Regions from separate parts of the Homo sapiens genome. Here region 1 is linked to region 2. A link is a loop called in an ENCODE intact Hi-C map of the cell type or tissue named here. Cell type or tissue: CD4-positive, alpha-beta T cell. All regions are shown on one strand. Links, peaks and the distances in the headings refer to the core of each region. The heading gives the core; the rest is flanking DNA. Region 1 holds the start of LOC105371951 (a long non-coding RNA gene). Region 2 has its middle 6.2 kb from the start of MIR8078.

Region 1 (11,340 bases), core at 2,994-7,993, 45 kb after region 2:
AAGGTAACAACAAATTAAACTTAACAAAAAAAGTTTCATCAGCAATAGTAAATGACAGAAGACAACGAAATTTCTTCAAAGTGCTCAGGAAAATTACTGCCAATCTATTAATCTCTACTCAGCTAACCGATCAGCAAGAACAAGATTGAAATAAAGATATTTGCAGACATACACAGAATAAGTGAGGCTATCTAGTACTTATGCAAGAGAGCGCTTCACCTACCTACCCTGACTGAAAGTACTGTTAATATAGCTAATGTTAATAATATGGTGAAAGAATTCGTTCCTCTCGGCAGCAACGTCTTCAGCAGGTCTCATTGCCAGAAATCACTCCGTTGCCCAGCCCTCTGGGGCTTCCATCACTTTTGTCCATTTCTTCTTAATTTTTTATTTATTTATTTATTTATTTATTTATTTATTTTTATTTATTTATTTTTTTTTTTTGAGACGGAGTCTCGCTCTGTCGCCCAGGCTGGACTGCAGTGGCGCGATCTCGGCTCACTGCAAGCTCCGCCCCCCGGGTTCACGTCATTCTCCTGCGTCAGCCTCCCGAGTAGCTGGGACTACAGGCGCCCGCCATCACGCCCGGCTAATTTTTTTTTGTATTTTTAGTAGAGACGGGATTTCACCGTGTTAGCCAGGATGGTCTCGATCTCCTGACCTCGTGATCCGCCCGCCTCGGCCTCCCAAAGTGCTGGGATTACAGGCGTGAGCCACCGTGACCGGCCTCTTCTTAATTCTATAATGTTCTTAGTTTCTGTTGTTGAAAATCTTTCACTATATAAGTAATGGTGTAGCTGAAAGACATCGGAAGTGAAGGAAATAAAAAGGGAAGGGAAGGCTAAAAATTCTAATTTTCTTATCTTATATAACAGCAGTCAGGAAACACTCTAAGGTCAATGAACAGTGCAGTGAGGCCGGGCGCGGTGGCTCACGCCTGTAATCCCAGCACTTTGGGAGGCCAAGGCAGGCAGATCACGAGGTCAGGAGATCGAGACCATTCTGGCTAACACGGTGAAATCCCGTCTCTACTAAAAATACAAAAAAAAAAAAAAATTAGCCAGGCGCATTGGCGGGCACCTGTAGTCCCAGCTACTCGGGAGGCTGAGGCAGGAGAATGGCGTGAACCCGGGAGGCGGAGCTTGCAGTGAGCAGAGCTCGCGCCACTACATCCAGCCTGGGTAACAGAGCGAGACTCAGCCTCAAAAAAAAAAAAAAAAAAAAAAAAAGCTGGGTGTGGTGGTGCACACCTATAGTCCCAGGTACTCAAGAGGCTGAAGTGGAAGGATCACCCGAGCCCAGAAGGTCAAGGCTGCAGTGAGCTGTGATCACGCTCGGCAAGAAAGTGAGACCCTGTCTCAAAAAAAAAAAAAAAAAGAAAGAAAAAAAAAGTAAAAGTAACCAACAAAATAACTACAACCTAATTATTAAAAATTGGGAACCAGGCATGGTAGCTCATACCTATAATCCTAGCACTTTGGAAGGATGAAACAGGCAGATCATTTGGATCAGGAGTTCAAGACCAGCCTGGGCAACATAGTTAGATCCCCTCTCTACAAAAAGTGAAAATAAAAAAATTAGCTGGACATGATGGCACGTGCCTGAGGTCCCAGCTACTTGGGAAGCTGAGGCAGGAGGATCACTTAAGCCCAGGAGTTCAAGCCTGTGGTGATCCAGGATCCGGCCACTGCACTCCAGCCTAGGTGACAGAGTGAGACCCTGTCTCTAACCAAAAAATAAAATAAAATAAAATTGAGAAGAAAGAGGAAGAAGGGGAGGCAAAATACAGCATAACTGACCCACATCCTCATTGTTTACACTGGGGTTCAACAGATATTGCTTACACTTGATAAATTAAATAGAGTTATAAGCATATTATTCAGAATTATAGAGGTGACCACCAGGAGAGCTAAAATCAGAAAGAGTTAAAGTCAGTTGCTGATGAGAAGTGAGATTGTAGGTGGAATGAGATAGGAGAGTTTTGTTTTACTTTAAATGTTTTCCTGTTACTGTTTGAATTTTAAACCTCGTATGGGTATTGCTTTACTAATTTTTTAAAAAGTAGGTAACATTAAAGGGGTCTTTCTGCCTTAACTCATGGGGAGCCCTATGTAAGGCTTTTTGATTCAGGTTAGGGCTTTGCTTTGGAATAAGAGATCATCTGCAACAGTTGAGTACACAGACTTTTTTTTTTTTTTGAGAAAGGGTCTCACTTTGTTGCCCAGGCTGGAGTGCAGCAGCACAGTCTCAGTTCACTGTAACCTCCGCCTCCTGGGTTCAAGCGATTTTCCTGCCTCAGCCTCCCTAGTAGCTGGGACTACAGGCCAGCGCCACAACGCTGGCTAATTTTTGTATGTTTAGTAGAGAGAGGGTTTCACCATGTTGGCCAGGCTGGTCTCGAACTCCTGACCTCAAGTGATTCACCCGCCTTGGCTTCCCAAAGTGCTGGGATTGCAGGCATGAGCCACTGCACCCGGTCTACACGGACATTTCAATATTATTTTTCTTCTTTGTGAGGAATAGTAATTTTAAGAAGATAGAAAACCCCACCTAATTGAGACTAGTCTTTTAATCCTGGCACTCAGGCTCTCGTAATCTTGTCCCATATTGCCAGCTACCTTATCTATTACCACAGCCCCACATAGAGGTCCTCCATTCTGCTCTAGTTTCCCTTCTACCACCCACATGCATAGTTGCTATATATTTTAATAATTTTTTCTACTTTTCTACATTTTTTTTTTTTTGAGACAGGGTCTCGCTCTGTCACCCAGGCTGGAGGGCAGCGGCATGATCTTGACTCACTGCAACCTCTGCCTCCCGGGCTCAAGCAATTCTCCCACCTCAGCCCTCAACTAGCTGGGACCATAGGCGTGTGCCACCATGCCCAGCTAGTTTTTGTATTTTTTGTAGAGATGTGGTTTCACCATGTTGCCCAGGCTGGTTTCGAAGTCCTCGGCTCCAGTGATCCTCCCGCCTCAGCCTCCAAAAGTGCTGGGATTACAGGCGTGAGCCACCGCACTCAGCAATTGTTTTCTACATTTTCTGATAGACTGTGAATTCCTGGAATGCCGGGTCCCTAAGTAGACAGTCAATAAATAATTGTTGAATTGATGAATTTGATTGCTTTGGGATTTTGCTTTTTTTTGAGACAGCGTCTTGCTCTGTCACCCAGGCTGGAGTACAGTGGTGCAGTCACAACCCACTGCAGCTTTAACCTCCCGGGCTTCATCTATCCTCCCACTTCAGCCTCCAGAGTAGCTGCAACTACAGGTGTGCACCACCAAACCCAGCTAATTTTTTATTTTTTGTAAAGACGGGGCTTTCCCATGTTGGCCAGGCTTGTATTGTGCTTCTGGGCTCAACTGATCCACCGCAGCCTCTCAAAGTGCTAGGATTACAGGTGTGAGCCACTTTCTTCTCCTCCTCCTCCTTCTTCTCCTCCTCCTCCTTCTTCTTTTTTTTTTTTTTTGTTTTTTGTTTTTTGTTTTTACAGAGTCTTGCTCTGTCTCCAGGCTGGAGTGCAGTGGTCCGATCTTGGCTCACTGCAACCTCTGCCTCCTGGGCTCAAGCAGTTCTCCCACTTCAGCCTCCTGAGTAGCTGGGACTACAGGCACCCGCCACCACACTTGACTACTTTTTTGTAATTTTGTAGAGATAGAGTTTTGTCACGTTGCCCAGGCTGGTCTTCAATTCCTGAGCTCAAGCAATTCACCTGCATTGGCCTCCCAAAGTGCTGGGATTATAGGTGTGAACCACTGTGCCCAGCCAGGTTTTGCTTTTTCTATATTTCTCTAGAACCTTCCTGCCCCCAACTGCTTCCCACCCCCTTCAATTTCTTTATTCTCTGAATTCCTATTACCAATAACCTCAACCCATTCATTCACCAAATATATAGAATGCCTACTCCATGCCGGGTCTGTGCCAGGCCTAGGAGACACAGAGATGAACGGCACAGATGCAGGCACTGTCCGGACACGAAGCAGATAATACACAGATAGCAATCTAATGATAATTATTAAAGTGCTTCAGAGTGTGATATGACCTCTAATTGAAATACTCCTCAAATATTATTGAAGGAGCTGCAAAGAAGTATTCATAGTCTAGATGGAAAGATAATATAACTGCCAGGGCTCACGCCTGTAATCCCAGTGCTTTGGGAGGCTGAGGCGAGCAGATCACTTGAGAACAGGAATTCGAGACCAGCCTGGCCAACATGGTGAAACCCCGTCTCTACTAAAAGTACAAAAAGTTAGCCGGGTATGGTGGTGCCAGGTGTGGTGGTGGGTGCCTGCAATCCCAGCTACTCAGGAGGCTGAGGTGGGAAAATCTCTTGAACCTGGGAGGCAGAGGTTTCAGTGAACTGAGATTGTGCCACTTCACTCCAGCCTGAGTGACAGAGTGAGACCCTGTCTCAAGTAAAAAAAAAAAAAAAAAAAAAAAGAAAAGAAAGATAATATAACTGCTCTATACACATAAAAAGACAGTAAATATTAAATGTTTAATGTCAAAGATAGTAAATATTAAATGTTAAAAGATAGTAAATATTTAAAGATGGTAATAAAATGTTGAGTGATACAAAAAGCAATTGCTTAAATAAGCAGAGAAAAGTTCACGGTTTGCATCATGGAGGTGAGAAATAAGTAGAGAGGAATTGGGAAGAACATTCCGAGGTAGTAGCGTGGGGAAAACAATGGAAGGTAAGAAAGCACAGTATTTTCAAGCATCATTTAATTTTTTTTTGAGACAGGGACTTACTATGTTGCCCAGGCTGGAATGCAGTAGTGCAATCAGAGCTATCTGCAGCCTCAACCTCCTGGCTTTAGTGATCCTCCCACTGTAGCCTCCGGAGTAGCTGGGACTACAAGCATGCATTACTGAACTCGGGTTTTTTGTTTTGTTTTGTTTTGTTTTGTTTTTAACTAGAGACAAGGTCTTGCTATGTTGCCCAGGCTGGTCTTGAACCCCTTGCCTCAAGTGATCCTTCCACCTCGGCCTCCCAAAGTGCTGAGTTTACAGGCGTGAGCCACTGTCCCTGGCCAAGCATCATTGAATTTGAGGTAATATAGGTAAAGAAATATTAGGGATAAGGCCAGACAGTTTATTCATGTCCAGCTGTAGAGATTTTTGTTTCTAAAAGAAATGTTTTGAGAGTGAGGATTGCAAATCATATATTTCTGTTTTGGCTTTAATAATGCAAACTTTGGGAATTGAACTTAGCCTAGAACTTAGCCTACTCATATGTAGATATATAAACAGATGAGTGCCTCTGCTATTTGTTCTGTTGTGGTTTAGCTCTATCTGATAATTATTCCTGACATATATGCTCTCAACTAGCATTTATACCTTACAACTCTAAGAGGGTCCAGGGACAGATATGATCATTTTCATATTACAGTTGAGAAAACTAAATCACCAGGAGTTTGATCACTTGTTTTAGGAAAACTTTATAAGCTTGAAGATTATTGATAAAAGAAACCACCATCTGCATGGCAGAGACTGCTGGTTTTTCATCAAAATCCATTCTGTCCTTCTTGCATTGTAATAGGATTAGGAAGTGTATACCTGTGACAGGTTAGAGACTATATTTCCCAGACTTGCACGTAGCCAGGCATGGTCACATAACTGTTTTCACCAGTGAAATGTGAATGGGAGTGATCTGGGGACATCCCTCACATTCCTCTTGCTTAAAATGAAATTGCTGCCTTGTACCCTTTTTGTCTTCTATTTCTTCTTCTTAGGGGCTGAAACTTGGATCCTGCAACCCATCTTCAACCAAGTAAAAGACAAGCCCCTTCACAGCTTATTACTCAAGTAGTAAGTACTTGAGACTGAGTATTATTGTTTCCTGAGAGCTTGTTAGTATCTTAGACTCCACTCAAGACCTAGGAAATCAGAATCTGCATTTTAACAAGATCCCAGGTGATACATGTTCACATTCACCTTCAAGAAGCACTGCTCTAGCGGGTAGCAGAGGAGCTTTACAGATGGAATGTTGGTCCATAAACAACCTCATAATGCAAGTACTTGCACTTCCGTGGCTCCTGCATAACTTTCTATCTTCAATAAGCAACTGAATCTGGCTGGGCACAGTGGCTAACCCCTGTAATCCCAGCATTTTGGGAGGCCAAGGTGGGCAGATCACTTGAGGTGAGGAGTTTGAGAGCAGTCTGACCAACATGGAGAAACCCCATCTCTACTAAAAATACAAAATTAGCCAGGAGTGGTGTCACATGCCTGTAATCCCAGCTACTCAGGAGACTGAGGCAGGAGAATCACTTGAACCCGGGAGACAGAGTTTGCGGAGAGCCGAGATCACACCATTGCACTCCAGCCTGGGCAACAAGAGCGAAAACTCTGTCTCATAAATAAATAAATAAATAAATAAATAAATAAATAAATAAATAAGCAACTTAATCTTGAGGCACCTTTGCCATAGCAGCATAGCATTCACCTAATATAATTTGCATCATCTGTTGACCCAAAACTAGGTTATGAATTCATTTAGGAAATACTTTTAAAAAAATCTTTTAGGAGACTGGGTCTCACACTCTGTTGCCCAGGCTGGAGTGCAGTGGTGCAATCTTGGGTCACTGCAGCCATGAACTTCTGGGCTCAAGTGATCCTTCTGCGTCAGCCTCCCAAATAGCTAGGACTACAGGGGCAAGCCACCCTGCCTAGCTACTGTTTTTAATTTTTTTTTTTTTTTGTAGAGACAAAGTCTCTGTTACTTAGACTGGTCTCAAACTCCTGGCTTCAAGCTATCCTCCTGCCTCGGCCTCCCAAAGCACTGGGATTACAGGCATGAGCCACCATACTTGGCCAGGAAATACTTATTGAAAACCTTTTTAGGCAAACTACCGTTCTAGGTTATAGAATGTGTGTGTGTGTGTGTGTGTGTGTGTGTGTGTGTGTGTGCGTATGCATATGGTGTGTATATGTGTGTGTAGGATCCAAAATTATTATTATATTAATTTTTTTGAGACAGAGTCTTGCTGTGTTGCCCAGGCTGGAGTGCAATGGTGTGATCTCAGCTCACTGCATCCTCCGCCTCCCAGGTTCAAGTGATTCTCTTGCCTCAGCCTCCCGAGTAGCTGGGACTACAGGTGCCCGGCACGATGCCCAGCTATGTTTTGTATTTTTAGAGACGGAGTTTCACCACATTGGCCAAGCTGGTCTCGAACTCCTGACCTCAAGTAATTCGCCCGCCTCGGCCTCCCAAAGTGCCGGGATTACAGGCATGAGCCACCGTGCCCGGCAGGATTCCAAATTATTTAAGGCAGGGCTTATAGTTTATTATTTATTATTTATTTTTTAGACAGAGTCTTGCTCTGTCACCCAGGCTGGAGTGCAATGGCGCAATCTTGGCTCACTGCAACCTCTGCCTCCTGGGTTCAAGTGATTCTTCTGCCCCTGCCTCCCAAGTAGCTGGGATTAGAGGCGCATGCCACCACGCCCGGCTAATTTTTTATATTTTTAGTAGAGCTGGAATTTCACCATGTTGGCCAGGCTAGTCTCGGACTCCTGACCTCATGTGATCTGCCCCGCTTGGCCTCCCAAAGAGCTGGGATCACAGGCATGAACCACTACACCTGGTAGGGCTTATAATTTATAATTTAGTAGAGAGAGAAGAGAGAAACATAGGAATATTAAACTGTAGATGCTCTAAGAAGGTGTAGTGATATTTGTTGTTTTCTGTTTTATTATTTATTGTCTGTCCTTGGTAGACAGAAAAATACTTCTACAAATATGTCCATGTTTTAATCTCCTGAACCTATGATTATCTTGGTTGTCTTCCAAAAGGGACTGGCTGATGTGATTAAGGATCTTAAAATGAAAACAGTATCTGGAATTATCCAGTTGGGGCTAACGTAATCACAAGGGACCTTCTAAAAGGAAGGCAGAGGTCAGAGTCAGAGAAGGCGCTATGACGACTCAAGCAGGGGTTGGAGTGATGCTGTGGCTGGAATGGAGCCAGGAGCCAAGGAATGTGGACAGTATCTAGAATCTGGGAAGGGTAAGGAATAGATCCACCCTCAGAGGCCAGGTGCGGTGCCTCACTCCTGTAATCCCAGCACTTTGGGATGCCGAGGCGGGTGGATCGCCTGAGGTCAGGAGTTCGAGACCAGCCTGGCCAACATGGCAAAACCCTGTCTCTACTAAAAATACAAAAATTAGCTAGCGTGGTGGTGCGTGCCTGTAATCCCAGCTACTTGGGAGGCTGAGGCACAAGAATCGCTTGAACCCAGGAGGCGGAGGTTGCAGTGAGCTGAGATGGTGCCACTGCACTCCAGTCTAGGCAAAAAAGTGAGACTCTGTGTGAAAAAGAAAAGAAAAAAAGAATTCACCCTCAGAGCCTCTAGAAGGAATGCAGTCCTGCCAACACCTTAATGTTAAGACCAGTCTCAGACTTCTGACCACCAGAACTGTAAGATAATAATAAACTTACGTTGTTTTAAGCCACTAGGTTTGTGATAATTCATTACAGCACTCATAGGAAACTAAATCAGCCATAATAAAACATAATAGTATTTGACACAAAGGGGTGATTGTATAAGAAGGCTTTCAGTTTATGTGAAAAAGTTAGCATTAAATGGAGATTTTAAAGTTGGACAGGATTTCCCATGGCCAGATGAGGAAGGAGGGTACATTCTAAGCAATAAATTGTAGGTAATTCACCAAGTGAAAACATTTCTGATATTTGGCTATGTTTTATAGAACTTATTTATGTATAAACATGCAGGTTAAGATCTTACCAATTTATTCATTAAAGAAGTCACCCTTAAGAAGAAAATCCCATCCATTAAACACATGGAGGGCAGGGCTTAGCAATGTGTGTCATGGCGATGAGGTCGCTGTCATCTTTAACTCTGACGTTTAGGAAGGCCAGTTGTGCAAATTTCTTTTTATGCTTCCTTTCAGTTGCTAGCATGGTTCCACCTCCTCACTCTGCCCCCATTTGTCTTAAATTTAGGTCTGCGGATCTTCAGAGAGGCTGGAAGAAGCTAGTTGTACCAAAGGGACCAAAACTTGGTCTACAAGATTCCCTGGTCATCTACATGATGAATAAACTTCAAATAGGTAACTTTCACATCCAGTTCTCACAGCATCAAGTAATTCCTGAGTGCCTACGAGATAGCCACGATTCCTGTTTATAGTGTACTTGGGGGAATACAGACATTAAAAAAATAGAAGTGTGATGAGAGTTACTAAAGAAAAAGCTGGCCGGGCATGGTGGCTCACGCCTATAATCCCAGAAGTTTGGGAGGCCGTGGGCAGATAGCTTGAGGCCAGGAGTTTGAGACCAGCCTGGTCAACACAGCAGAAACCCCATCTCTACTGAAAACACAAAAATTAGTCAGGCGTGGTGGTACACACCTGTAATCCCTGCTCCTCAGGAGACTGAGGCATGACGATCACTTGAGCCTGGGAGGCGGAGGTTGCAGTGAGCCAAGATTGCATCACTACACTCCAGCATGGGCGACAGAGCAAGGCTCTCTCTCAAAAAGAAAAAGAAACAACAACAACAAAAAAGCGCAGGTTGCAATGTGAGTGTAGCAGACAGGATGATGATTTTTGCCTCTGAATCTCTCAATCTTTAGGCCTCCTTTACTATCAGCTTCAACAAAGGGCAGCACAGATTTTTCCACAGATGATCTATACATTTTTATTTGGTTTTGTTTTGTTTTTTTGAGACAGAGTCTTGCTTTGTCACCCAGGCTGGAGTGTAGTGGTGCAATCTTGGCTACTGGAACCTCTGCCTCCCAGGTTCAAGCTACCCTCCCATCTCAGCCTCCCGAGTAGCTGGGACTGCAGGAGTGCACCACCACACCTAGCTAAGTTTTAAATTTTTTGTAGAGATGGGGGTCTCACTTCATTGCCCAGGCTAGTCTGGAACTCCTGAGCTCAAGTGATCCACCTGCCTTGGCCTCCCAAAGTGCTGGGATGACAGACGTAAGCCATGGTGCCCGGGCAATCTATGCAATACATTTTTAAATATGTATGTTATAGAAATATGTTACTGAACATAAAAAAAATAGAAAATAAAGCTATCCATAGCCTGCTATTCTAACATACCCTGCAAAATCCCTTTGAAGTTTTACTGTGTAATATAAAATAGGTATCATAGCACATGTGCAATGCACTGTGCTAAGAATCTTCTATACATAATCTTATTTAGTCCTTATAACAATCCTGAGATGTATCTCCATTTTACATGCACAGCTTGAACACATTGCTAGTTTAGTTCCAGACCACTGCAATATTGCTGATATTGTAATAAAATGAGTCACACAAAGTTTTTGTTTTCCCAGTGCATATAAAAGTTATGTTTCTACTATACTGTAGTCTATTTAGTGTCAAGGCTGGGTGCAGTGGCTTATGCCTGTAATCCCAGCACTTTGGGAGGCCTAGGTGGGCAGATTGCTTGAGACCAGGAGTTCAACACCAGCCAGGGCAACATGGCGAAATCCCGTCTTTACAAAACATACAAAAAAAATTAGCCGTGTGTGGTCCCAGTTACTCAGGAGGCTGAGGTGAGAGGATAGCTTGAGCTGGGAGGTTGAGGCTGCAGTGAGCCGTAATTGCGTCACTGCACTCCAGCCTGGGTGACAGAGTGAGACCCTGTCTCAAAACAAACAAACAAAACTTTACTGCTAAAAAATGCTAAGGATCATCTGAGCTATCAGTGAATCATCATCTTTTTGCTGGCAGAGGGCTTGCCTTAATGTTGATGGCTGCTGACTGATCAGAGCGGTGGATGCTAAAGTTTGGGGTAGCTGTGGCAATTTCTTAAAATAAGACAATAATGAAATCTGCCACGTCGATTGACTCTTCCTTTCATGAAAGTTTTCCCTGTGACATGCAGTGCTGTTCAGCATTTTACCCACAGAAGAACTTTCAAATTTGAATTTCTTTCAAAATTAGAGTCAATCCTGTCAAATTCTGCTGCTGTTTTATCAACAGTTCCATAGTTTATGATATTCTAAATCCTTTGTTGTCATTCAACAGTGTTCACAGCGTCTTCACCAGGAGTAGTTTCCATCTCAAGAAACCACTTTCTTTGCTTATCCATAAGAAGCGACTCCTTGCCCATTAAAGCTTTGTCTTGAGATTGCAGCAATTCAGTCACATCTGTGGGCTCCACTTCTAATTCTAGTTCTCTTGCTATTGCCACCACACCTGCAGTTGTGTCCTGAACTCAAGCCTTGAACCCTTGTGGGAAAAGACTTGTTGCCAGAGCAGTCAGAATACACAAAACATTGGAGTTAGCTGTTTTACACGGGGGTGGTTAGTGGCACCCCAAAACAACTAAAATAGTAATCATAGATCACTGGAACAGAT
Region 2 (11,340 bases), core at 3,497-8,496:
GGGTAACAGCACTGGGTTGTTAGGGATGTATGTTGGCATTCATGATAGTCATTGGTGCTGTTCTCCAAATATTTTCAGTCCATTTTTTTATGAATGCATTCTGACTGTTCCATCCCACCTACTTAAATTTTTCCATGGCCACATGACTTTTCTATTTTTATTTTTATTTTATTTTTTGCTAATGGAGGTGAGAAGAAATAACATGTGACTTTTTCAGGAGAAATCTCCAAGAAACAGAGTTCTACTCTGCATGCTTTTTTCTCTTTTCTATAGCAATGGGGATCTTATTGATGATCCCTCCTTCCATCTGGATTCCTGTGTTAGGATGACACAGCACAGAGATATCTCTCACCTGACCCGTGATGAGATGTAAATAAATGAGGAAGAAGATTTTTGAGCCACTGAAATTTGGAGGTTGTTTGTCACCACAGTTTAACCTAGCCCCCATTGACTGATGCATGGCTGAAGAATGAGTCTCAACTGGATCTGGACAAGATATGTGAAGAGCACGCCAGGCTGAGTAAAATTCAAGTGTTGTCTCAAAGATAACAGTGAGCACAATATGTTATTGGGGTGTGTGTGGGATAAATAAGGTATATCAGGTGAGAATAATAAGAAACTCAACTTTAAAAGACGGTGCTGATTTGGACTGTGGAGAGATTCAAATGTCCTGCTTAGCATTTGAGATTGTGATGGATGAACAAACTAATTAAGAGCCCAAATTGAAAGTTTGGGATAAATATCTGAGTGTGTCTAATATCCCAATTTTTCATCCTAGAATGGGCAGAGTCCTTGACCCCATTCTAGGGAGACGTCCAAAAGAAAAAAGACCTGCATTTCTTCAGCAACCCACACTGAGAGACTTTCCTGTACTTTTGACCTGTGGCTAACACTCCTCACCTTTCATTCTGTCATCAGTGTTTTGGGGAAGCACCTTTATCTCTCTGATTTACAGGCTATTAAGTGGCCCTTACAATTCCCTCCAGAGATGGAAAAGACATGATGATGGTGTCTGAGCTCACAGCAGCAAGCAGGCACGTGTGCTCAGAAGCCACATGGCTCATCTGCTAGGAGCTTGCTAAATACGATGTTCTACAACATTGCCTAACACAAGGGGAGACGCTCCTGACTCACAGTGTTTAATTGCTCATCTACTTCATTTTCTGCCCTCTTGGGCTTATAAAATGAAAAGAACCCTGGGGTGATACAGTGAATCAAAGGGGTGCCAGCCGCATCACAGCAAAATAGATTCCTAAAAAATCCCTGGCCTAAGATGACAGCCTTGGCTGGATACGTTTGAATGTGCTCATAGTGGATATGGTAGAATGAAGGTGGTTGAAATGTTCATATTAAAGAACTTCCACCCAGATTGCAAAAAAAGAGAGAGGAATGGAGATGGCAGCACGAGTCCCTACATAAAAGCAGATGTTTTGAGATCAGTTATATTTCTTCTGACAAAAATTGAAGACAGAAACGAAAGTTTAGCCTGAGACTACAATTAATTGGGCAATAAGCCAGAGGCACATATGGCATAGACAGATTTAAACATTTCTCCCTTATATTAATACAAATACTAAAATTACAAATACTTTGATTCCAAATAAAACAAATATTTAAAAAATTTAATGAATAAATACTGGGGTCTACAGTAGTATTTGAAGGAGATCTCACAAACAGGTTTGGTTTTTGAAGGTTAGAACTAGTGGTCTGGAGAATTCATTTCATTCCGAGACAGAAAGAGAGGAATTTCTTGGGTTCCTTCAGGAATGCGTCTAGTTTTGCCTCATCTTTGTTTGAACTATAGATACAGCAGAAGAAAACGTGAGGATTTCACAGATTTAAGGTGCAAAAAGTCACTGGGTTCTCTAAGAAGTCTGGGATTCTTCTGCTGGAAAAATAAGTTTGTTGAGAAAAAATGAGTTGGAGGAGGCTGTTATTGAAGTGAAGCAGAATTGTTTTTACTAATCTGCTTATTACCCACTCTGTAATGTGGAAACAAATTATTCACTCACAAGGTCCTCTTACTGTTCCCAGAATGCAGTGGAAAGAGAACAGATTAGTTTTCCTCCCTCAGAACACAACCCCTAGAAACATCCTACCTCAGATGAGATATTGCCTAATTATTTTCAAAAGACAGTGAAAAATCTTGGAAGTAAATGTTTGCTGCAAAATAAATACATGCTAGAAACAGAAGCATCTGGGACACAGCTATATTAGAGCTACCTGTGTTCCCCTGTCACTGAGATTAAAACAAAAATGTCCAATACAATCATTCACAGCATGGGAAAGGGGAAGTTGAAGGATGGAAAGGCCAGGCATAAAAGGATTTCAGAATTTGCGTCCATAAGGAAGTGGATTTGTGCATTGTCTGTTACTGCGTGCAAGGTGAAGTTTGGAGAATGAAAACGTGCAGTAACAAGGGCTCCTTTGTCCATCTCACCTCTCCAGATACCACGTTTCAGACATGTTGCATTTCACTTGAAAGGTTGATATAATTCTTTTAAAAGAACACTTGCGGTGTTTGAAGCGACAAAGGCTGCTGTGACAAAAAAGCAGTGAAAGGGAATTTTTTTTAAAAAAAGCAAACAACAACAACAAAAACCCCACAGAAAAGCAAACAACAAACAAACAAAAAACAGAGGAAGAAGTCAAACACCCTGGGCTATGACTACTTCAAGGAAGGGGCTACAAGAGGCAGTTGGAAATTCCATTTGCTTTGCAACTGTGGGTTTTCCAGCCTGCTTCCTTTCTAAAGTATATTACTCTGCTTTTGGTTCATGAAATTATCAGTTTCTGTTTTCTGGAACAGCTATGTACTTTCTTTATCTATCATCTATCTATCTACCTTCCTATCATCTATCTATCTGTTTACTATCTGTCTTTTCTACCTTTTGCTATCAAAAGCTTGGGTCAAGCAGTATAGAATTCCAGTGTATGTTCACTCTACCATTTAAAACAAGAACTCTTGTAGGAATTCTCCATCACATCATAAACCTGAGCTTTCTAAAACAAGGTGTGGCAAACTACCATACATGGACTATGTCTGACACAGTCTGCGTTTGTAAGTAAAGTTGTAATGGGACACAGCCACATACATATGTTATATAACGTCTCTGGCTACTTTCATGGTATAATGGAAGAGCTGAGTCATTGAGAGAGAGACCATATGGCTTGGAAAATTTAAAATATTTAACATTTAGCCCTTTGCAGAAAATATTTGCTGACTCTTGTTTTAAAAGATCTCTGTGGCCAGGCGCGGTGGCTCATGCCTGTAATCCCAGCACTTTGGGAGGCCGAGGCTAGCAGATCATGAGGCCAGGAGATCGAGACCATCCTGGCTAACCCAGTGAAACCCCGTCTCTACTAAAAATACAAAAAAATTAGCCGGGTGTGGTGGCGGGCGACTGTAGTCCCAACTACTCCAGAGGCCGAGGCAGGAGAATGGTGTGAACCTGGGAGGAGGAGCTTGCAGTGAGCCGGGATCATGCCACTGCATTCCAGCCCGGGCAACAGAGCAAGACTCCATCTCAAAAAAAAAAAAAAAAAAAAAGGATCTCTGTTTAGAATGCTACCTATTGCCTTCTGGATAGAATCACAACTCTTTACCACAATCAACACAGCTTCAGCCCTGCTTCTATATCCAGCCTCATCTATTTCTGCTCCTCCTCCTTATTTTCCTCCTGGACATGCTGATGGATTGTCAGCTTCCCAGATGTGTGAGAGTCTCTCCTGCCTTCCTAACATTCTCATGCTCTCCCTCTGCCTCTCAAGAACTTCCTGCCCCATCTCTCATGACAAATCCCTTCTTCATTCTTTAAGATGAAGCCCCTTTGCTCCTTCCTTAAGGATGTCTGTCTGGCTTCATTTTGGGGGACGTGCTCCTTCTGCATCTCCCAGAGCCAGCCTGTGTGTGTCAGCTACAACATTTCTTTGCATCTCTGTGTCATATATCACCAAATCTGCCTAAGCTTGAGTGAGTCACTACATGACAATTTCAGACTCCAGAAGCAATGTCCCCACTAACCACGAGGCTTAGACATTTGTCCAGTATGCTCGGGGTTGTGGGGTGGTAGCAGTAACCAGCTGGTGAGCATCATTTCTTACATCAGAATCAAATCTGTAGATCTCTGCGATTCATAAGTATTTGGAGTTTAAAATTAGCATAAAGATTTTCCTTAAAATAAGAACAAATGGCTTGAGTAGGCTTTTGGAACGTAGGATGTTTCCATTGGTTCATTTCTGTGTTCAGTATTCCCACATGAATCTAAACACTACTCTGCTCTTAGTAGCTGTGTGACCCTGGGAAAGTCACTCAATCTCCCTCAGCTAAATTTTGTTGTGTGTGTAATGAGAAGAGAGTTGTGATTTGTATTTAGTGAATAATAACAAACAAAAAGCATTTAGCTTTCTGGAACCTGGTATGTAGTAGAACCTCATGTAAATACTAGCTCTGTTGATAAAACTAGACCAAAAGAAGGTTTCAAGGTCAACAACAGTATGAGGCAGTGAAGAACATAGAGGAGAAGCTGCTTCTGCAGCCTGTAGCTCCTGGGGACCCGTTTTGTCCATGATTTAGCAGGAACACACTACCTTTCCATGAGGAGAAACTGTCCACAGAAACCAAGGCCATTCTTTGAAGACAAACATGTCTTAATAGCCTTTACATTAAGTAATAGTGTAATATAAATAATAATTATTAGTAATAATGTGAAATTATTTACACTACCCTAACCCTAAACCTAACCCCAATCCTAACCCTAACCCTAACCCTAAACCTAACCCTAACCCTAACCCTAATCCTAACCCCAATCCTAACCCTAACCCAACCCTAAACCTAACCCTAACCCTAACCCTAAACCTAACCCCAATCCTAACCCTAACCCTAACCCTAAACCCTAACCCTAACCGTAACCCATAACCCTAACCCTAAACCTAACCCAGCCCTAACACCTAACCCTAACCCCTAACCCTAACCCGTAACCCTAACCCTAACTCTTAACCTGAACCCGAACCCGAATCCAAACTTGAACCTGAACCCTAAGCCTTACCCTAAGCCTAAGCCTAACCCCTAACCCTAACCCTAACCCTAAACCTAATGCTCACCCTAACCCTAACCCTCACCCTCACCCTGACCCTCACCCTCACCCTGACCCTCACCCTGACCCTCACCCTGACCCTCACCCTAACCCTAACCCTCACCCTCGCCATTGTGACATATTGCAGGAAACAAAATCCAGGTGATGTAACTCTTGTCTAGCCTCTGCCTACAGGAGGCATTGTGACATATCTCTACACTGATCACACAGGTGATGGAACTCTTGTCTAGGCTCTGCCTATGGGGGCACTGTGATAGATCTCTGCACTGATCACCCAAGTGATGTAATACTTGTCTACACTCTGCCTACGGCAGCTTTGACATATGTCTGCACTGATGACCCAGATGATGTAACTCTTGTCTAGTCTTTTCCTATGTGGGTTTTGTGACTTGTCTCTGCACTGATCGCCCAGATGATGTAACTTTTGTCTAGGCTCTGCTTACTTGGAGGATTGTGACATATCTCTGCAAAGATCACCCAGATGATGTAACTCTCCTCTAGGCTCTGCCTACTGGGGGCATTGTTACATATCTCTGCACTGATCACCCAGGTGATGTAACTCTTGTGTTGGATCTGCCTATGGGGGCATTGCAACATATTTCTGCACTGATCACCCAGGTGATGTAACTCTTGTCTAGGCTCTGTCTACTGGGGGCATTGTGACATATTTCTGCACTGATCACCCAGGTGATAGGACTCTTGTCTAGGCTCTGCCTACTGGAGCATTGTGACATATCTCTGCCCTTATCACCCAGGTGATGTAACTCTTGTCTAGGCTCCGCCCACAGGGGGCATAGTGACATATCACCGTACTGATCATCCAGGTAATATAATTCTTGTCTAGGCTCTGCCTACAGGGGGCATTGTGAAATATCTCTGCACTGATCATCTAGGTGATGTAACTCTTGTCTACACTCTGCCTGCAGGGACATTGTGAGATATCTCTGCACTGATCAACCAGGTGATGTAACTCTTGTCTAGGCTCTGCTTACGGGGGTATTGTGACATAGCTCTGCACTGATCACCTAAGTGATGTAACACTTGTGTAGGCTCTGCCTACATGGGCATTGTGACACATCTCTGAACTGATCAACCAAGTGATGTAACTCTTGTCTAGGCTCTGCCTATGGGGGCTTTGTGACATATCTCTGCACTGATCACCCTGGTGATGGGACTTTTGTCTACGCTCTGCCTATGGGGGCATTGTGACATATCTCTACACTGATCACCCAGGTGATGTAACTCTTGTGTTGGATCTGCCTATGGGGGCATTGTGACATATTTCTGCACTGATCACCCAGGGGATGGGACTGTTGTCTAGGCTCTGTGTATGGGGGCTTTGTGACATATCTCTGCACTGATCACTCAGGTGATGTAACGCTTGACTAGGCTCTGCCTACTGGGGCATAGTGACATATCACTGCATTGATCACTCAGGTGATGTAACTATTGTCTAGGCTCTGCTTAAAGGGGCCTTGTCACATATCTCTGCACTGATCACCCAGGTGATGGAACACTTGTCTAGGCTCTGCCTACATGGGCATTGTGACACATCTCTGAACTGATCAACAAAGTGATGTAACTCTTGTCTAGGCTCTGCCTACAGGGGCTTTGTGACATATCTCTGCACTGATCACCCAGGTGATGGGACTTTTGTCTAGGCTCTGTCTACGGGGGCATTGTGACATATCTCTACACTGATCACCCAGGTGATGTAACTCTTGTGTTGGATCTGCCTATGGGGGCATTGAGACATATTTCTGCACTGATCACCCAGGTGATGTAACACTTGTGTTGGATCTGCCTATAGGGGCATTGTGACATATTTCTGCACTGATCACCCAGGTGATGGGACTCTTGTCTAGGCTCTGTGTATGGGGGCTTTCTGACATATCTCTGCACTGATCACCCAGGTGATGTAACGCTTGACTAGGCTCTGCCTACGGGGCACAGTGACATATCACTGCATTGATCACCGAGGTGATGTAACTCTTGTCCAGGCTCTGCCTATAGGGGGCCTTGTGACGTATCTCTGCACTGATCATCTAGGTGATGTAACTCTTGCTTACGCTCTGCCTGCAGGGGCATTGAGAAATATCTCTTTACTGATCAACCAGATGATGTAACTCTTGTCTAGGCTCTGCCTACAGGGGGCATTGTGGCATAACTCTGCACTGATCACCCAGGTGAAGGGACTCTTCTCTAGGTTCTGCCTACTGGGGGCATTGTCACATATTTCTGCAGTGATCACCCAGGTGACTGACTCTTGTCTTGGATTTGCCTATGGGGGCAATGTGACATACCTCTGCACTGATCACCCAGGTGATGTAACTCTGGTCTAAGCTCTGCCTAAAGGGGCATTGTGACAGATCTCTGCACTGATCACTCAGGTGATGTAACTATTGTCTAGGCTCTGCTTAAAGGGGCCTTGTCACATATGTCTGCACTGATCACCCAGGTGATGTAACTCTTGTCTAGGCTCTGCTTACAGGGGGTATTGTGACATATCTCTGCACTGATCACCTAAGTGATGTAATACTTGTGTAGGCTCTGCCTACAGGGGCATTTTGACATATCTCTGCACTGTTAACCGAGGTGATGTAACTCTTGTCTAGGCTGTGCCCACAGGGGGATTGAGACATATCTCTGCACTGATCCCGAGGTGATCCAACTCTTGCCTGGTCTCTGCCTACTGGGGACATTGTGACATATCTCTGCACTGATCTCCCAGGTGCTGTAACTTTTGTCTAGGCTCTGGCTACACAGCATTGTGACATATGACTGCACTGATCACCCAGGTGATATAACTCTTGTCTAGGCTCTGCCTACAGGGGGCTTGTGACATATCTCTGCACTGATCACCCAGGTGATATAACTCTTCTCTAGGATCTGCCTACAGGGTGCTTTGTGACATATCCCTGCAATGATCACCCAGGTGATGTACCACTTGTCAAGGCTCTGCCTACAGGGGCATTGCGATGTATCTCTGCACTGATCACCTAGGTCATGTAACTCTTGTCTAGGCTCTGCCTACAGTGGCATTGTGACATATCTCTGCACTGATCACCCAAGTAATGGGACTCTTGTCTAGGATCTGCCTAAAGGGACTTTGTGACATAACTCTGCACTAATCATCCAGGTGATGGGGCTTTTGTCTAGGCTCTGCCTAAGGGGGCATTGTGACGTATTTCTGCACTGATCACCCAGGAGACGGACTCTTGTCTTGGATCTGCCTATGGGGGCATTGTGACATATATCTGCACTGATCACCCAGGTGATGTAACTGTTGTATAAGCTCTGCCTACAGGGGAATTGTGAGAGATCTCGCCACTGATCACCCAAGTGATGTAACTATTGTCTAGGCTTTGGCCTACAGGGGGCTTTGTGACATACCTTTGCTCTGATCACCCAGGTGATGTAACTCATCTAAGCTCTGCCTACAGGAGCTTTGTGACATATCTCTGCACTGATCACTTAGGTGATGTAACACTTTTATAAGCACTGCCTACAGGGAATTTCGACAAATCTCTGCACTGATCACCTAGGTGATGTAACTCTTGTCTACCCTCTGCCTACAGGGGGCGTTGTGAAATATCTCTGCACTGATCACCCAGGTGATGCAACTCTTGACTAGGATCTGCCTACAGGAGGTATTGTGAAATATCTCTGCACTGATCAACTAGGTGATGTAACTCTTGTCTAAGCTCTGCCTGCAGGGGCGTTTTCACATATCCCTGAACTGATGACAAAGGTGATGTAACTCTTGCCTAGGCTTTGCCTACAGGGGACATTGTGACATATCTCTGCACTGATCACCCAGGTGATGCAACTCTTCTCTGTGCTCTGCCTACAGGGTACATTGTGACATATCTCTGCACAGATCACCCAGGTAATGTAACTCTTTTCTAGTCTCTGCCTACAGAGGGCGTTGTGACATCACTCTGCACGGATCACCTGGGTTATGTAACTCTTGTCTAGGCTCTGCCTACAGGGGCATTGTGACGTATCTCTGCACTGATCACAGAGGTGATGTAACTCTTGTTTAGGCTCTGCCTACTGGAGACATTGTGACATATCTCCGCACTGATCACCCAGGTGATGTCACTTTTGTCAAGGATATGGCTACAGGGACATTGTGACATATCTCTGCACTGATCACCCAGGTGATGTAACCCTTGTCTAGGCTCTGCCAAAAGGGGGCATTGTGACATAACTCTGCACTGATCACCCAGGTGATGGGACTCTTGTCTAGGCTCTGCCTACAGGGGCATTGTGACATATCTCTGCAGTGATCACGCAGGTGATGTAACTCTTGTCTATATCTGTCTACTGGTGGCATTGTGGCATATTTCTGCACTGATCACCCAGGTGATGGACTCTTGTCTTGGATCTGCCTATGGGGGCATAGTGACATATCTCTGCACTGATCACTCATGTGATGTAACGCTTGTCTAAGCTGCGCCTAAAGGCGAATTGTGACAGATATCTCCACTGATCACCCAGGTGATGTAACTCTTGTCTAGGCCCCACCTACAGGGGGTATTGTGACGTATCTCTGCAGTGATCACCCAGGTGATGTAACACTCATCTAGGCTCTGCCTACAGGGGCGTTTTGACATAGCTCTGCACAGATCATCTAGGTTATGTAACTTTTGTCCACTCTCTGCCTACAGGGGGCATTGTGAAATATCTCTGCACTGATCACCCAGGTGATGGGACTCTTCTCTATACTCTGCCTAGAGGGGGATTTGTGACATATCTCTGCACTGATCACCCAGGTGATGGAAGTCTTGTCTAGGCTCTGTCTATGGGGGCATTGTGTCAAATATCTGCACTGATCACCCAGGTGATGTAACTCTTGTCTAGGCTCTGTCTACAGGGATTTTTGTGACATATCACTGCACTGATCACCTAGGTGATGTAAACCTTGTATGGGCTTTGCCTACAGAAGGCTTTGTGACATATCTATGCACTGATCTCTGAGGTGATTCAACTCTTGTCTAGGCACTGCCTACAGGGCACATTGGTACATATCTCTGCACTGATCACCCAGGTGATGGACCCTTGTCTTAGATCTGCCTACATGGACATTGTGACACATCTCTGAACTGATCAACCAAGTGATGAAACTCTTGTCTAGGCTCTGCCTACAGGGGCTTTGTGACACATCTCTGCACTGATCACCCTGGGGAGGGAACTCTTGTCTACGCTCTGCCTACAGGGGCTTTGTGACACATCTCTGCACTGATCACCCTGGGGAGGGAACTCTTGTCTACGCTCTGCCTACAGGAGGCTTTATGACTAATACTTACACTGATAACCTAGGTGATGTAACACTTGTCTAGGCTCTGCCTACACGGGAATTCTCACATATCTCTGCACTGATAACCTAGGTGATGTAACACTTGTCTAGGCTCTGCCTACAAGGGAATTCTCACATATCTCTGCACTGATCCCCCAGGTGATGTAACTCCTGTCTAGGTTCAGCCTACAGGAGCGTTTTGACATATCTCTGCACTGATCACCCAGGTGATGTAACACTTGTCCAAGCTCTGCCTACAGGGGCATTGTGACAGATCTCTCCAATGCTCACTCAGGAGATGTAAAAATTGTCTGGGCTTTGCTTACAGGGGGCTTTGTGATATATATTTCCACTGATCAAACAGGTGATGTAACCCTTGTCAAGGTTCTGCTTAAAGCGGCTTTGTGAGATATCTCTGCACTGATCAGCCCAGGGAGGGAACACTTGTCTACACTCTGCCTACAGGAGGCTTTATGACTTATCCCTGCACTGATCACTAGGTGATGTAACAATTGTCTAGGCTCTGTCTACACGGGAATTTTCACATACCTCTACACTGATCACCTAAGTGATGTAACCCTTGTCTAGGTTCAGCCTACTAGGGAGATCTGACACACATCTGCACTGATCACCGAGGTGATGTAAATCATTTCCAGGCTTTTTCTACAGGGGACATTGTGACATATCTCTGCACTGATCACCCAAATGGTGCAAATCTTCTCTAGGATCCACAGGGAGGGGGCATTGTGACATATCTCTGAACTGATCATCCAGGAGATGCAACTCTACTCCAGGCTTTGCCTAGACAGCGTCGGAAGGTGGGGGGAGAGACTCAGCCAGAATTTCACGGACAAACAAGGGCACAGAGAGGCCAGCGAGCTCCCTTGCACGTCAGCCGGGGTGCGCACTGCGCGCAGGTCTAGCCAGGAGGCCGGCAAAGAC

What was found. Peaks named below come from ENCODE experiments on the same cell type or tissue, not always from the same donor. Only the 100,000 strongest peaks of a DNase experiment are listed, where the experiment ranks them.
Region 1: it touches region 2 in a loop (16-fold over the local background); 16 of 110 quality-filtered maps call a loop at or near these places.

What each region holds. Positions count from the first base shown.
Region 1 is chr18:146,438-157,777 of GRCh38, forward strand. LOC105371951 (a long non-coding RNA gene) reads left to right here and starts at 4,975. Exons shown (of 4, transcript XR_935081.2): 1 at 4,975-5,057; 2 at 5,739-5,814; 3 at 8,972-9,078. In CD4-positive, alpha-beta T cell, for the core only: no CTCF peak of the experiment used is centred there; no DNase peak of the experiment used is centred there; H3K27me3 peaks cover 225 bases.
Region 2 is chr18:100,469-111,808 of GRCh38, forward strand. It overlaps the pseudogene ROCK1P1. Among named protein-coding and RNA genes, the nearest start is that of MIR8078, 6.2 kb to the right of the region's middle. RefSeq lists enhancers at 6,447-7,130, 7,423-8,212, 8,213-9,000, 9,001-9,789, 9,790-10,577 and silencers at 8,944-8,993, 11,303-11,340. In CD4-positive, alpha-beta T cell, for the core only: no CTCF peak of the experiment used is centred there; DNase peaks (open chromatin) are centred at 5,469, 5,903 and 7,243.